Linked DNA regions of Homo sapiens: region 2 is linked to region 1. A link is an interaction called in ENCODE POLR2A ChIA-PET data of the cell type or tissue named here. Cell type or tissue: GM12878. All regions are shown on one strand. Region 1 has its middle 10 kb from the start of SLC9A8. Region 2 overlaps B4GALT5 (beta-1,4-galactosyltransferase 5).

Region 1 (4,000 bases):
GTGCTGGGATTATAGACATGAGCCATGGTGCCTGGCCCAAGCAGTCTTTTTGAAGTATGTATCAGATCATGTTACTCTTCTGCTCAAAATCATCCCACGGCTCCCCATTTTACTGCAAACAAAACCCAAACTCCTCTTGGCAGTCTGCAAGGCCCTGTTTGGTCAGCTCCCTTTCCCTGAAGGGGTCTCTTGTCCCTTTTCCCCTGCATCCCAACTCACTTATCTGCTCCTTGAACATGCCATGCTCCTCCCCAGCTCAGGACCTTTGCACTTGCTGTTCCTTTGTCTATCACCTTCTAGATATACATAGAGCTGCCTCCTAGTCATAATTCAGATCCCATACAATGGAAGCACCCTGACTGAGGCCGTCTCCCACCTGCCCCAGCCAGCCACTGCATCTTCCAGCATTTCACTCTCTTGTCCTCGTGGTACCTATTATGTGAAGTTACTCTGTTTTGTCCTTTTTAAAAAAACATATTTGAAATTATTATTGAAATATGGCCCAGGCACCATGGCTCATGCCTGTGATCCCAACACTTTGAGAGGCCAAAGCAGGCGGATCATTTGAGGTCAGGAGTTCGAGACCAACCTGGCCAACATGGCAAAACCCCATCTCTACTACAAATACAAAAATTAGCCGGGCGTATTGGTGCACACCTGTAATCCCAGCTGCTTGGGAGGCTGAAGCACGAGAATCACTTGAACTTGGGAGGTGGAGATTGCAATGAGCCGAGATCGTACCACCGCATTCCAGTCTGGGTGACAGAGTAAGACTGTCTCAAAAAATAAATTAATTAATTAAATTAAATTAAATAAATATTGAAATACAACTCATATAACAAAAACTTCATTTTAACATGTGCAATTCAGTGGGTTTTAGTGTATTCACTATGTTATGCAACCATCACAACTGTCTGATTCCCAAACATTTCTGGCACCCCAACAAGAACCTCTGCACCTATCAGCAGTCACTCCCTGCTGCCCCATCCCCTGGCAGTCATTACTTTATTTTCTGTCTCTATGGATTTACGGATTCTGAACATTTCATGTAAGTGGAATAAAATCTGTGGCATTTTATGACTGGCTTCTTTCACTTAGCACAATGTTGTTTCTTTTTCAAATTTACTTCCTTGTGACCTGTCATCCCCATTAGGCTCACAGGGGGTCTAGTACCTAGACTAGCACCTGACATAAATCATTAAGTATGGATTAAGCACCTACTATGTGCTATGTCCACAGTAGCACAGAAAACTCCAAGGAAACTGCCTTTTTTATTTTATGTTTTTCAGAATTTTCAATTATTTCTTCTTCTAATTTTTATTTATTTTATTTTATTTTTGAGACAGGGTCTCACTCTGTTACCCAGGCTGGCATACAGTGGCACAATCACTGCTCACTTTGGCCTCAACCTCCTGGGCTCAGGTGATCCTCCACCTCAGCCTCCCAAGTAGCTGAGACTACAGGCACAACCACTGTGCCTGGCTAATTTTTGTATTTTTTTGTAGAGGCGGGTTTTCGCCATGTTGTTCAGGCTGGTCTTGAACTCTTTGGCTCACGGGATCTGCCAGCCCGTGTCTCCCAAAGTGCTGAGATTATAGGAGTGAGCCACTGTCCCCGGCCCTTTATTTATTTTTTATTTTTTTATTTTTGCAAACTTTTTTTTTTTTTTGAGATGGAGTTTCACTCTTGTTGCCCAGGCTGGAGTGCAATGGCGCGATCTTGGCTCACCGCAATCTCTGCCTCCTGGGTTCTCCTTGCCTCAGCCTCCCAAGTGGCTGGCATTACATGCGCCTACCACCACGCCCAGCTAATTTTTTGTATTTTTAGTAGAGATGGGGTTTCACCACGTTGGCCAGGCTGGTCACGAACTCCTAATCTCAGGTGATCCACCCGCCTCGGTCTCCCAAAGTTCTGGGATTACAGGCGTGAGCCACCGCACCCTGCCCAGGCATTTTCAATGAAGGGGAAACTTTCTCCATAACCTCTATTTTCCCCTCAGTAATCCTCAAGTCTTCCCGGTACACCCTCAACACAGGTGATGGGCTAAGGGTTCATAGACGGTTTGGGGAAGTCTCCCCTTTTCTAACTCAGCAGACATTCAGCTGTCTCTAGAGAGAGCCACAGTACCTCAGCACGAAGCCCTTAACCAAAACTGAAACAAAAGAAAAGTCCCATTACACACCTGTTTCTAAGGGGTTTTCCCGTCTCTTTGCTTCTTATTCAAGACAAATCTGTGGGACAGTTAAAATATTTGCCATAAATAAAAAGATATAGGCTGGGCGCGGTGGCTCATGCCTGTAATCCCAGCACTTTGGGAGGCCGAGATGGGTGGCTCACGCGGTCAGGAGATCAAGACCATTCTGGCTAACATGGTGAAACCCCGTCTCTACTACAAAAAAAAAAAAATTAGCTGGGCATGGTGGCGGGCGCCTGTAGTCCCAGCTACTCGGGAGGCTGAGGCAGGAGAATGGCATGAACCCGGGAGGCGGAGCTTGCAGTGAGCCGAGATCACGCCACTGCACTCCAGCCTGGGCAACAGAGCGAGACTCTGTCTCAAAAAAAAGAAGGGGCCACAGGACAAGGAATGCAGGAAGCTTCTAGTTGCAGAGAGAATCGCAAGTAAGGAAATGGGGGCTTCAGTTCTACAGCTGCAAGGAACTGAATTCTGCCAACAATCTGAAAAGAGTCCAATTCCTCCCATAGCCTCCAGATGAGGACTCCAGTGAGCTGACATCTCTGCTTCAGCCATGTGATGCCCTGAACGTATAACACAGCAGAGCCTGCATGAGCTTAGGACCTACAGAACTGTGAGCTAATACATGAGTATCACTTAAAAGGAAAAATAGATATATTCACCTTGCTGCCGTCAGTCCTCAGCTGAAAGTGGGTTTGCTTTGAGTACCCCAGGGCGGGCCAGCTCTCTTGGGCCAAGGGGTAGACAGAGAGGCTGATTGGGAGTTAAGAACCCAGACACTGGAGCCAAGCTTCCGGGGTTCAGATCTCAGCACTGCCACTTACTGCCTCTGTCATGTTGGGCAAGTTAACCCCCTTGTGCCTCAGTTTCCCTGGTATGTATTTCAGAGTATTATTTTTGGGTGAAGTGAGCTAATATTCAGAAGTTCTTTTTTCTTTTTTTCTTTTTTTAAGACAGAGTTTCACTCTTGTTGCCCAGGCTGGAGTGCAATGGCGTGACCTCGGATCACTGCACTGCAACCTCTGCCTCCTGGGTTCAAGCAATTCTCCTGCCTCAGCCTCCCAAGTAGCTGGAATTACAGGCGCCCACCACCACGCCCAGCTAAGTTTTTGTATTTTTAGTAGAGACGGGGTTTCACCATGTTGGCCAGGCTGGTCTCGAATTCCTGACCTCGTGATCCGCCCGCCTCGGCCTCCCAAAGTGTTGGGATTACAGGCGTGAGCCACCGTGCCCAGCCTATTCAGAAGTTCTTGAAGCCATGTCTGTCTGGCACATAAGTACTTCATGGATGTTTCTTAAATAAAATAACCTCCCCCAGTCAATATATATGTGCATAATGGGGCGATTGCTTCAAAGTAGGGCTGAGCCCTTCGTTGCTTCTCCTGGGTTAGAAATACCAGTTGTTAGCCTGGGCAACACAGTGAGACCCCATGTCTACAGAAAAGAGAAATAAATAGTCAGGCACGGTGGTGTGCACTTGTAGTCCCAACTACTCAGAAGGCTGAAGTGGGAGAATAGATTGAGGCGGGAGAATAGATTGAGCCTGGGAGGTCAAAGCTGCAGTGAGCTGTGATCGCACCACTGCACTCCAGCCTGGGTGACAGAGCGAGCCCTGTCTCAAAAAAAAAAAAAAAAAAAAGAAGTACAAGTTGTGGTGACATCTAACCGCATATTTTCTTGTCTAATTTAAAGCCCAAAAGGGAAGTTTCTCTCTATTTCCTAGTAGGGGGAAACTAGAAAAAGCCCAATTATCTAGTAATAGAAGAATAAGTGCAGGCACTAAAAAGGATGACTCATATCTATGGG
Region 2 (4,000 bases), 100 kb after region 1:
ACAGATGTGTTTAATTGAGGGCCAATTCATCTGGTGTTCAGTTGGAGTTAACATTCTTTAATTGCCAGGAATGATAGTGAATAAGGTAGTCACCCCCTTATCCAGAGTTTCACTTTCTGTGGTTTCACTGAGTTCTGAAAATATTAAATGGAAAATTCCAGAAATAAACATTTCACAAATTTTAAATTGTGCACCATTCTGAGTGGCGTGATGAAATCTTTCACCATCCTGCTCTGTCCCCCTTTGTCTTGCCTGGGATGTGAGTCATTCCTTTGTCCAGCATACCCACGCTGTATACACATTTAGTAGTCGTCTGGATTATCACATCATCATCGTGGTGTCACAGTGCTTGTGTTCAAGTGACCCTTATTTTAATTTTATTATTTGTAATACTTTTGAATTTTAATCTTATGGCCAGGTGTGGTGGCTCATGCCTGTAATCCCAGCATTTTGGGAGGCCGAGGCTGGAGGATCGCTTAAGCCCAGGAGTTTGAGACCAGCCTAGGCAACCTGGGGGAAAACTTGTTTCTACAAAAATACAAATAAAAATTAGCCAGGTGTGGTGGCACATGCCTGTAGCCCCAGCTACTTGGGATCGCATGAGCCTGGGAGTTTGAGGCAGCAGTGAGCCATGATCACTCCAGCCTGGGCAACAGAGTGAGACTCTCTCAGAAAAATTAACTTTACTTAATTACTTTTATTATTGTTATAATTGTTCCATTTTATTGTTGTTGTTGTTGTTGTAAACCAAATTGTAAAACCATTTTATATTTGTTGCAAACCAAAAAGTATCTGAGACAGGTCTCAATTTATTTAGAAGTTTATTTTACCAAGGTTAAGGGCATGCACCCAGGCCCAAGGTCTGTGCCTTTCTCCTAAGATGATTTTGAGGGCTTCAGTATTTAAAGGGGGAGAAATTTTAGGAAGGCGTGGTAGATAGGAGGCAAATGGTTACATTCTTTTGAGTCTTTGATCAGCTATTCACATGTGGCGGGCAAGGGTGGGGGGCAGCGGAGGAATAGTCCCTTATGCATTCATCTAGCTCAGTGAATCTGCATTTTTACATAAGACAAAATATACTTACCGGGCAGAGGAAGTGATGAGATTATGCATTTGTCTCAGGTAAGCAGAGGAATGACTTTAAGTTCTGTCCTTTGTCCTATACCTGTGAAGATAAGCTGTCAATTTACGTTGTCAGGGTGAAATTCAGCAGAGTGGTTGTAGGGTAAGGATGTTGAGGTCCACAAGGAATTTCCTATTGGGCAGATTGTGAGGGAGGTAGGTTTGCATGATGCCGTTCCTACCTTGACTTTTCTCTTTGACTTAGTGGGTTTGGGGTCCCCAAGTTTATTTTCCTTTTACATTGTTATTCATCTTTTACTGTGCCTAATTTATAATTTAAACTTTACCATAGGTATGTGTGTATAGGAAAAAGCAATGTATTTAGATCTGGTACTACCTGCAGTTTCAGGCACCCACTGGGGAATTTCAGAACGTATCCCTTGAAGATAAGGGAGGACTGCTGTATGATTCATAGCACAGTTTCAGATTAATCATGTCCGATGCAGTCAGATGCTTGATGGTTATATGGGGCCTGGTTTGTGGGCAAATGACTAGTGGGGTTTTTTTTTTTTTTTTTTTTTTGCCCATTTAGGATTCAAGATGGGTTTTAACCTTTTAAGTTACAATTAAGCACTTTGTGTCGTACAGTATGTATACAATAATGCTTTGAAATGGCTAGTCATGAATGTATTAATGGTTTGTCTTGCACTGAAACCTGAAATGTAGATGAAAAAGTTGATAAACATAAGGCAATCAGTACTGATTGTCATTGTCATCTACCCCAGTACATTCTAAGTGTGGTAGATACAGTAATTCTTATATGTTGCTATTAACGTCATTTCTGATTTTTGATTAGAAAAATATTTAGGTTAATGGCTTTCTTGTTGGTTTCAAATTTATAGTAAAAGCTATACCTTTATGTCTTGAATCTGCTTGCCAGTCTTTGCTTTGATAGGTGGTTTTTGCTTAGGCTACGATAAATTGTTTCATCTTTTCTAAAGAGGGATGAGGAAGTATTTACTTTGTGAAATTGGAAAACCGTGTGGTTGGTGTGGAAAATAAGCATGTTATTAATAAACAGCTAGTCTTGTGCTCCATACTCTTGGATGTAAGGTAGAAATAACCTTGCCTCTATTGCTGAGATTTAAAAAAATAAAAAGCTAGGCTACTACCCGTGCCTTCCTCGTCCACAACACAGGCACAGGGTGGCAGGTAGTGATGAGAAACAGGCTGCCAAGATGGTCCCTGGATGACTAGGAGGTGTGTGATGTGCGTCCAGTTGTCTGGATGGGGCAACTGGAATCCTTCATTGTGTGGTTCATGCTTGTGTGTGTGTGTGAATGCGAGAGTGGGAGGAAGTTCAATGTTTTGGCTTTGGTGTGGGATTAATTTTCTCTTCGATTGTTAATTTGGCATACCTGACTTTTTCATTCTGGTTTAAAGTATTAGAAATCTTAAGATTTGTGTGAATTAGAAGATTGGGATTTATTTGAATTTCATTTGGCACTAGGGAAAATTCACTTTAGGTAAGAGCTACTTTTTGGGTTGGCTTTATGTTCAAAGCAGTTTTTTCCTTAAGAGTTTCATTTTATTATGGAAATTTTCTTTTTTCTTTTTTTATTTTTTTGAGATGGAGTTTTGCTCTGTCCCCCAGGCCGGAGTGTGGTGCCACCGTCTCGGCTCACTGCAACCTCCACTTTCCAGGTTCAAGCAATTCTCCCACCTCAGCCTCCCGAGTATCTGGGATTACAGGTGCGTGCCACCATGCCCGGCTAATTTTTGTAGTTTTTACTAGAGATGGGGTTTCGCCATGTTGGCCAGGCTGGTCTTGAACTCCTGACTTCAGGTAATCTGCCTGCCTCTGCCTCTCGAGTAGCTGGGATTATAGGCATGAGCCACCGCGCCCGGCTGGAAATTTCCAAACATATAAAAGTAAACTTAATAGTACAGTATAATGGACCCCATGAACAAAAGTAATTTTTCTAACCTCAAAAGCAGGGGCAGTTTATTTAATCAGGTAAAAACTGAGCCTTAAAAGTCAGACTTTGCTAAAAGAAAACAGTATTTTTTTCACTGTCCTGAATATAACATTAAGGAAATAGGATTTGGTTAGGTCTAGATAACATTTAATAATTTCAACTGTGTTAAAGACAAAAGTAATTTTTGATGTGACCATGGACTTGTCATGAAAAATATAAAGGTGAAAGGGATTCCATCCCCCTTCCTCTAAACAGAATGGAACATAAGCACAGGTTTAGGCTAATTCATAACCTGGATTTTTAAAGCTTTTACATAGTTGGGTTTCATGTTGTTCAGATGTCTTACTAAACCAGGTATCTAAATGAGTGTTTTTCTGTTAAAAAAAAAAAAAAAAGGACATGTCCCCTTCCTCTGCCATCCCTTAATCACGGGGCTCCACTGGAATAGAGATGGGCGGATAAAGAAGGAAACTTAGTGTTAGCAGCTCCAGTGAACTGGTATGAGGTAGAGGAGGGTTGAAGCCATTGATCACAGTGACGTTTCCAGAGGATTTAAGCTTTCCCATTGTCCCATCCTTCATTTGAACCCTCAGAATGTACAGCCAGAAGTCCAAGAGCAAGCGTCTCTGCGAAGGGTAAACCTTCCAGGCTGTGCTCCCTCAAAGGCGCCGCTGCGCTTGAGGAGCAGGTGCTGTGGCTGCTGAAGTCAGGTGCTCTGGGAGCAGACAACAACTGCCTGGGTGTGTAGCACCTGTGTCCTTTTGGCTCCCCTGGCCTTGTCTTCTGAGACTCTGTTGTTAATTTCTTTAGCTGTTTATGTCAGCTTTGACCAAAGCCCACTGCAAAGCTTAGAAGGGTAAGGAGGCAACAATATCCCTTTGAAGACTTATTTTGGCACAGATTTTGTGATTTGTGAATAGTAACATTCCTCAGTAGCCACAAATTAAACAACATCGATC

The links. Peaks named below come from ENCODE experiments on the same cell type or tissue, not always from the same donor. Only the 100,000 strongest peaks of a DNase experiment are listed, where the experiment ranks them.
Region 2: POLR2A ChIA-PET joins it to region 1 with 8 read pairs; 14 of 35 experiments call an interaction of 5 or more read pairs at or near these places.

Annotation. Positions count from the first base shown.
Region 1 is chr20:49,800,821-49,804,820 of GRCh38, reverse strand. No RefSeq gene overlaps it. Among named protein-coding and RNA genes, the nearest start is that of SLC9A8, 10 kb to the left of the region's middle. RefSeq lists an enhancer at 1,751-1,880. In GM12878, a CTCF peak has its summit at 2,119; DNase peaks (open chromatin) are centred at 2,150, 2,730 and 3,830; H3K4me3 peaks cover 1,249 bases; H3K27ac peaks cover 1,450 bases.
Region 2 is chr20:49,697,012-49,701,011 of GRCh38, reverse strand. The region is part of intron 1 of B4GALT5 (beta-1,4-galactosyltransferase 5); the gene reads left to right. Among named protein-coding and RNA genes, the nearest start is that of B4GALT5, 15 kb to the left of the region's middle. In GM12878, no CTCF peak of the experiment used is centred here; a DNase peak (open chromatin) is centred at 1,559; H3K4me3 peaks cover 1,572 bases; H3K27ac peaks cover 2,805 bases.